Regions from separate parts of the Homo sapiens genome. Here region 1 is linked to region 2. The links are chromatin contacts, found by POLR2A ChIA-PET in ENCODE. All regions are on one chromosome and are shown on one strand. Each heading gives the region's core, a stretch centred on a gene start or an enhancer-like site at or near the end of the contact. The rest is flanking DNA. Distances are from core to core; before and after follow the strand shown. Region 1 has its middle 56 kb from the start of PTGER2. Region 2 overlaps TXNDC16 (thioredoxin domain containing 16).

Region 1 (4,007 bases), core at 1,481-3,980, 88 kb before region 2:
AAAGATGATGGTATGATCATCGGTAAGGATCCTGGAACTCAGAAAGGAACTGAGGAGGAAGAATGTTTAAAGGGAAGGTGATGAGTTCAAGATATTTTGAATATACCAACTTGGAAGTGTCCTCAAGAAGTTCAAGGGCAAGCATGACAGGAATTGCAAGTGTAGGATAGATGATCAGGAGATCAGTCATGACTGAATAAAGAAATAGGTGGTGTATCACACGCATGAAAAGTTGAAGCCATAGAGTACCAAAGGAAAGAAATCATTCATTGATCAATGAATTTGAATGAACTCTTACTCTGTAGGCATGAAGGATGCAATGGTGACAGGAGCCCTGCTTTCATGAAATTTACCTTCAGGAACATGGACCAAAAAGAACAAAGCCAAATGCAGAATTTTAGAGGACATTTATTCTTAGAGGATGAATGGAGAGGAAGAGCAAGACAGGTAACAAAATACTATGTCTTAAATGCCAAAAGGAAGATGTTTCAATGGAAAAGGGTAAAAATATTGCAGAGGGAATTAGTTCGTTGTAATTATTCCATAAACATTTATGCCTTGAATCTGCTGAATGTGGAGATGCAGCAGAAGACCAGGAAAAGAGTTCATTATTGGGAAGCTTACATTCCAACAGGAGGAAGCCAAGGTAAGCAAATTAAACACCATAGTTATACATTGTCATAACATAAAAAGTAAATAAACAAAATGAAGCAATGAGAAGCTAAGGACTGGAGAAGGCCTCTCTCTCGGACTGCCAGGTGAGTCCTCTTAAGGAAGATATATTGAACTGAGACATGAGGATGGTGAACTCTTGCAGAGCAATGAAAGAGTGTTCCAGGAAGAAAGAACAAGTGCAAAAGTACAGAAGTCACGAAAGGTTATTAGAGCAACAGAAGGAAGGCCAGTGTGGCTGTAGCCTACTGAGCAGGTAGAAGACTGGTATGAAATGAGACTGGAAAACGCTACTGCCAGTGGTTTAGCAGAGAGAGGCTATGTCTGGGCCTTGGTTGGTGACAGAAGACATAAGGAAAGGGCCAGATATGAAGTAGAACTGATAGAATTTCTTGATAGATTAACTATGGGAGATGAAGGAAATGGGGAACCAAAGGTAACTCTGAGATTCTTTGCTTGAGTCAGGTAGGAGGTGATACCATTCATGTGGATGTGAAAGACTGAGGGAAAAAAACATTGAAGGGATAAAGAGGTCCATCTTATACATGTAAAGTTTAAGATGCCTAAGTGAATATTATTTGGATTGCTAAATAAAAATAATGGTTTTTTGGCAATAAGGAGGCCACTGGTTTCCAGGCAGAGGTGTGGCTCATGGTAGTTCCGGAATCATATCCTTTTAGCCACTTCCCCGACAGCTTCAACAGAAAGTCTCTCTGAAGGATTCGATTGGCTTGGCGTGGGTCCAGTGCCCAGCCCTGGGGTATTCACCATGCCAATGGACTCCCAATACTGGATCTTACCTGTTACCTTCCCATTCTAGTGGCTGGTGGGCAGTGGGGCCCAGGGAAGGAATGCAGGGTTCATTTTCAGAAAGAATGTAAAAGACATACCACAGAGACAATGAAAAATAACCACAAAAGGCAGGGAAGTTTGCCTGTGGGAATTGCCATGTGGCAACTTTTTTTCTGGTGTCCTCTCCACTAAAACCTTAGAACAATCTGTATTTTGTTTTATTAGAGACAAAAATTACAGTGAGAAACTGTAGTGGTATGTGGACATCTTTTTGCCAAAACAGGCTCACTTTGATGATGCAGCCAATTGGCCACTCCTAAGTTATTTCTGCTCAGAGTCCAGAAAGGCTGAATAATAAATTGGCTGTTTGATCTAAGTGTTCATTCATTTCCTCATTAAGCAAGTATATCTTAGGTACTTAATATGTGCTAGGAGATGTGGGGTGTATACAGATGTATAAGATAAAGCCTTTAATCCTGTGGGAGAGATTAGACATGAATACAAACAGTAATACAAAAGAGAGTGGGTTAAGTGTCATTTGAAATAAAGTCCTCATTAGGAACCTGACTGTGATGTCTTAAGGAGAAGGTGGTACTTACATAGAGAGAAAGATACAAGAGAAGAGGATTTGCCAAAGCATAGAGACAGGAAGTTCAAGGTAGGATTGTAGAATGGCCAAAACATCAGTTGAGCCGTATTCCAAATTTGCATTACAAGTAATAGGATATAGGGGTTGGAAGCATTTGAGGTGGGGAGATGAGGAGAGGTCAAGAGGTCACCACACCTGCTCTGTGCATGAGCATAGAGAAGAGAGAAGATGGCAGCGCTAGAGAAGAAAGCATGGATGGAAAAAAAGGCATGGAGGGAGGAATGTTTGGCTGGACCAAGGGTGGAAGGTAAAGAGGACTTTTGGAGAAGAAGGAAAAAGTGACTGAGGTTTGAAGCCGAGTGAAAGGCAGTTTGGCTAGAGAAACAGGAAGCTCTGGTGGTTGGGGAAGGTATGGCTAATTGGTTTTGGATATAGCTTAGTGAATCTGAGGTGTCAGAGGGACAGATCAGAGTAGATTTTCAGCAGTGGGTTGGGCATGTGGAATTGGAACCTGAAAAGCCATGTGGACTGGAGACATAGCTTTGGGCAGTATTAGCTGGCAGGTGAGCTTTGAAGGTGTGGCAGCAGAAGAGATTCCTGGGCAGAAAGTGTGGAGGGGGCGGTTGAGGTCAGAACCTTAGGAAATCAGGACAGGGAGGAGTCAAAGCCACAATCTGAGGAAAGATCAGAGAATAAAGGGGAGAAAATGTGATCATGACAAAAGCTAAGGCATGATCCAGCAAATCTTTCATGTGGATGAACCGGTTGTCAGAGAAACAGTTACCTTGTGGCAAACGGAAAACACATCTTTATCCTTCCACAACTCACAGGAGGAGATCCTTAGGCTGAGTAGAGATGTGCTGTGCTACCAGTTAAGCAAGATTTGGAATGCGCTTTGGTTTGGAAGTGCATTTGCCAAATGAGTTAGAGTAAATATATTCCTGTCTCACAAAGGGGGCAGTTGTTGACTTACTCTGTAGGCATGAAGGTTGCAATGGTCACAGGGGCCCTGCTTTAATGAAATTTACCTTCAGGAACGTGGACCAAAAAGAACAAAGCCAAATGCAGAGTTTTAGAGGACATTTATTCTTAGAGGATGAATGGAGAGCAAGAGCAAGACAGGTAACAGACAGAATACTATGATTGGCAGGGTCTGGATGGCTTTGGGGCTTCCTTCTGGACCCTTTTCAGGAGTCCTTCTCTACCTGGTGGACTGGGACTTCGAGGTAAGGGAACCAAGAAAGCCCTAGATTCAAAAAAGGAGGTTCACATAGAGGCAGATTGGAGGGGTGGGTTATTTAAGGAAAAGGATGATTTTGTGGTAGGGAAATTACAAAACCACATCTAGAAGACCCTTCTCTCTGTGTTTTACTAGGAAAAGGGAAAGAATTGGAAATGAAAATTAAAAGGGGAACTAAGATATGAAAACAGTGAGGTTTTCAGATATTCAAGCTAGTAAATGCCATTCCCTCATCCAGAAACTTGCGTGTTACATTATATGTGAATTGCCTGCTTTTAAAAAGAACTGAAAGTCACTTACTTCTAATTTAAAAAATAATGCATGCTGGACTTTGAAAGTATGAAAACACAAAAAATAGTGCAAAGAAAAAAATCAGGTTACCACTAATTCCTAATCCAGAAATAAACTTAGCCTGAAAAATTCTACCTTGGAATTAGACAGTTAGGCTATTTCTAATCTTTTACTACTTTAAGCAATATTATAATGAACATCCTTGTACATTCATTTTTTAATACTTGTCTGAATATTATCTTACTATGAATTCCTTTAAATGGAATTGTGGGGTGAGAGGAGAAGCACACTTTTTAAAACTTTCAATAAATATTGCCAAATTACTCACAAATGATTATACAAATTTGGTACTCCAGCAGCAATGCAACAGTGTCTATTTCCCCTACTTCTCATCAAATCTTTTATATTACTTTGTATTTCACT
Region 2 (3,592 bases), core at 124-2,623:
AATGGAGACAGCTGTCTTATGTGTAGCCTGAAAAGAGAAGTAGGTATGTGAAATGATATGCACATTATAACCATAAAATCTGAAAGTATCTATATGCATAAAAAATAGCAGACTGAAAATTCTAGCCCTCTAACAGTGTCTGTGTTAGGGTTGTGCAAGTAGAAGGGATTCTGTGTCTTTTAAAAAACAATTCCTACATTTTCTCTAATGTGTTTTCATTAGTTTTGAACTTTGATTAATTTGTATTGTCTTTTCTCATTTGTTAGGATACACATATTCAAAATACAAGCTATTTCTACAAATTTCTGAATACATTTTCATTAATAATAGCATACTGTGGATCTTGTTAATAATGACTATCCTATAACCAAGAAGCAAGTCTGAATTAAATCATTGTAGACTAATGAGAAAAGCACAGAGGTGGACTTATAGGTCAAATTCTTGCCAAGTGAAGGCCAAATGATAATTCAATTCATACATGAAAGATTCACAGCAGTCAAACAGAAAAACACTCATGGAAGAATGAGTCACATAGTACCTACTAGGCTAGGCATGCTGAACCCAAAGATCTGTACCTCAGCAGTCAGCACTACATTCATGATGTAAGCATTCAACATTGTCAACATTGGGTAACCACAAGATTATTTTCTTTAAAAAGGGTACATACTTTCCCTAAGATTGAGCAATACTGTCTGTAGGAAAGCAAACTTACTAGAGTAGCTCAGTAGGCAGCATGGGGAGCTCATTTACAATCACAGATTTAATGAGACAACTGGCCAGGTGCGGTAGCTCACGCCTGTAATCCCAGCACTTTGGGAGGCGAGGTGGGTGGATCACTTGAGGACAGGAGTTTGAGATTAGCCTGGCCAACATGGTGAAACCCCATCTCTACTAAAATACAAAAATTAGCTGGGCATGGTGGCATGTGCCTGTAGTCCCAGCTACTCAGGAGGCTGAGGCATGAGAATCGCTTGAATTTGGGAGAAGGAGATTGCACTGAGCTGAGATCATGCCAGCCTGGGCCACAGAGCGAGACTCTGTCTCAAAAAAAATAAAAAGAGAGACGAGAGACAGAGAGAAAATTTATTAAAATATTTTTTTAGCCCATGCTACATCAAAGTAGAAAAGACACATGAGATTATAAACTAGAAAGGACTGTGTGTCTGTACTTTCATTTCTAAGAGTGAACAGAGTGAAATTCCAGTCAATGGATAAACTATATCTAAAGCAATGACATAACAGAATCTGTTTCAGCTTCTTTTCATTTTAGGTAAGTAGCAATAGAAAAGTACACCATTATTTCCATATAATTTCCTCATACAAAAGACTCTCTACTTATGAATATGTCTCTTAAAAAGTCTCTTCGTAAATCCATGTGTTTGTAAATCCTAAGTGACTCACAGGATGGGAAAATATATGACTGTAGATCTCAGATGCATATCCATTTCCACTAAACTAGAATACATATTTTCCTCTGAACATTCAAAACCAGGCATATTCTCCTCCTTGGTAAAAACTGTATATATGCCAAAATATATGGCAACCTCAAATACAAGAAAGTACTCAATTATCTGAATAAAAATATGCACAAAAAGCTTTTCAGCTACTATAAATATATTTTAATTGCATAAAATAAACATATTTATTTAGCAATATTATTTTTTCTACTATCACATCTTATTGAATAATTATTTTTATAGACACACACACATACATACATCTGTTTTTTAGCTCTGTCAGCAGGGAGAGCTGAGAAGCAAGAAAACCCCAGTAACTAAAAGCACTCCTAACCCCTATATTATACAAACTAGAAAACCTGAAAGAGATGGATAAACTCCTGGACACATACACACTACCAAGACTGAACCAGGAAGAAATTGATTCCCTGAACAGACCAGTAACAAGTTCTGAACTTGAATCAGTAATAAATAGCCTACCAACCAAAAAAAGCCCAGGACCTGATGGATTCACAGCCAAATTCTACCAGACATACAAAGAAGAGCTGATACCATTCCTATTGAAACTATTCCCAAAAATTAAGGAGGCGGGACTCCTCCCCAGCTCATTCTATGAAGCCAGCATCATCCTGATACCATAACCTGGCAGAGACACAACAAAAGAAGAAAATTTCAGGCCAGTATTCCTGATCAACATTGAAAATCCTCAACAAAGTATGCAAACTAAATCCAGTAGCACATCAAAAAGCTAATCTACCACAATCAAGTAGGCTTCATCCCTGGGATGCAAGGTTAGTTCAACATATGCAAATCAATAAATGTGATTTATCTCATAAACAGAACTAAAGACAAAAATCACATGATTATCTCAGTAGATGTAGAAAAGGCCTTCAATAAAATACCCCTTCATGTTAAAAACTCTCAATATACTAGGTACTGAAGAAACACACCTCAATAAGAGCCATCTATGACAAACCCACAGTCAACATCATACTGAATGGGCAAACGTTGGAAGTAATCCCCTTGAAAACTGGCACAAGACAAGGACACCCTCTTTCACCACTCTTACCCAATGCAGTCTTGGAAGTCCTAGCTGGAGAAATCAGGCAAGAGAAAGAAAAAAAGAGCATCCAGGCTGGGCACAGTGGCTCACTCCTGTAATCTCAGCACTTTGGGAGGCCGAGGTGGGAGGATAACGTGAGCTCAGGAGTTTGAGACCAGCCTGGGTAACACGGCTAAACCCCATCTCTACTAAAAATGCAAAAATTAGATCTCTGCAAGGAGAATTATAAAACACTGTTCAAAGAAATCAGAGAAAACACAAACAAATAGAAAAACATCCCAAGCTCATGAATGGGAAAAAACAATATCATTAAAATGGCCATACTGCCCAAAGCAATCTATAGATTCAATGCTATTCCTATCAAACTACCAATGATATTTTTCACAGAACTAGAAAAAAAGTATTTCAAAAATCGTATGAAAGTCAAAGAAGGTTGAACATTATCTTCTGACAATGTTTTTCATGTAATTTTCCATAATAAATTAACCTGTTCATTATCTCTCTTTTGGATGTTGCAGGGGCCCTCTGTAACATTTGAAAGTTACTTTGAGGTCAAAAAGACTTAATTTTGAACTTGATTTTGGGAAGCCTATTAAATATGTCAAAAGTTTAAAACACTTATCAAAATAGATCACAGGTCACTGTAAAATAAATCATTTATTTAGCCAAAGTGATAATTAAGAGGTTTTAAAAAGCAAAGACCTTTATTTGTTGATTAAAAAAGGACTCAGAATATGTCTATAGAATATGTCTCTTCTTTCTCCCTTTTTTGAGAGTTTATTCAAAACGTGAATGAAAGTGTTTTATTGTGTCTTATTAGTATTACATGAAATTTATGTGCAAAAGAGAAAACTAAATTTGTATTCTTTTATTAGTGTATTATCAATTCTAAAGCTGATTTTAATAAAAACTTATATACAAATCTCATTTCAGTCAGCTTTTAATCACACAAGATTTTAAAATAAACTTTGTAATCTCATAACAATTTTGAAGTTTTCTAACTTTCTACAATTTATTTAGTTTTATCTATATCTTTTAGTTCTTTTAATTTGAAACAATCTTTAAATAACTT

Evidence for each region. ChIA-PET counts read pairs that join two places held with the same protein, here RNA polymerase II (POLR2A).
Region 1: POLR2A ChIA-PET joins it to region 2 with 16 read pairs in MCF 10A. The contact joins two enhancer-like sites. POLR2A ChIA-PET finds 5 or more read pairs at or near these places in 3 of 52 experiments (IMR-90, MCF 10A and activated CD4-positive, alpha-beta T cell).

The regions. Positions count from the first base shown.
Region 1 is chr14:52,367,946-52,371,952 of GRCh38, forward strand. No RefSeq gene overlaps it. Among named protein-coding and RNA genes, the nearest start is that of PTGER2, 56 kb to the left of the region's middle. Within about 2 kb of position 2,731, at least 3 of the 41 ENCODE cell types and tissues checked have a DNase peak (open chromatin) inside an H3K27ac peak, as active enhancers do.
Region 2 is chr14:52,457,503-52,461,094 of GRCh38, forward strand. All of the region lies in intron 16 of TXNDC16 (thioredoxin domain containing 16), which reads right to left. Among named protein-coding and RNA genes, the nearest start is that of TXNDC16, 93 kb to the right of the region's middle. Within about 2 kb of position 1,374, at least 3 of the 41 ENCODE cell types and tissues checked have a DNase peak (open chromatin) inside an H3K27ac peak, as active enhancers do.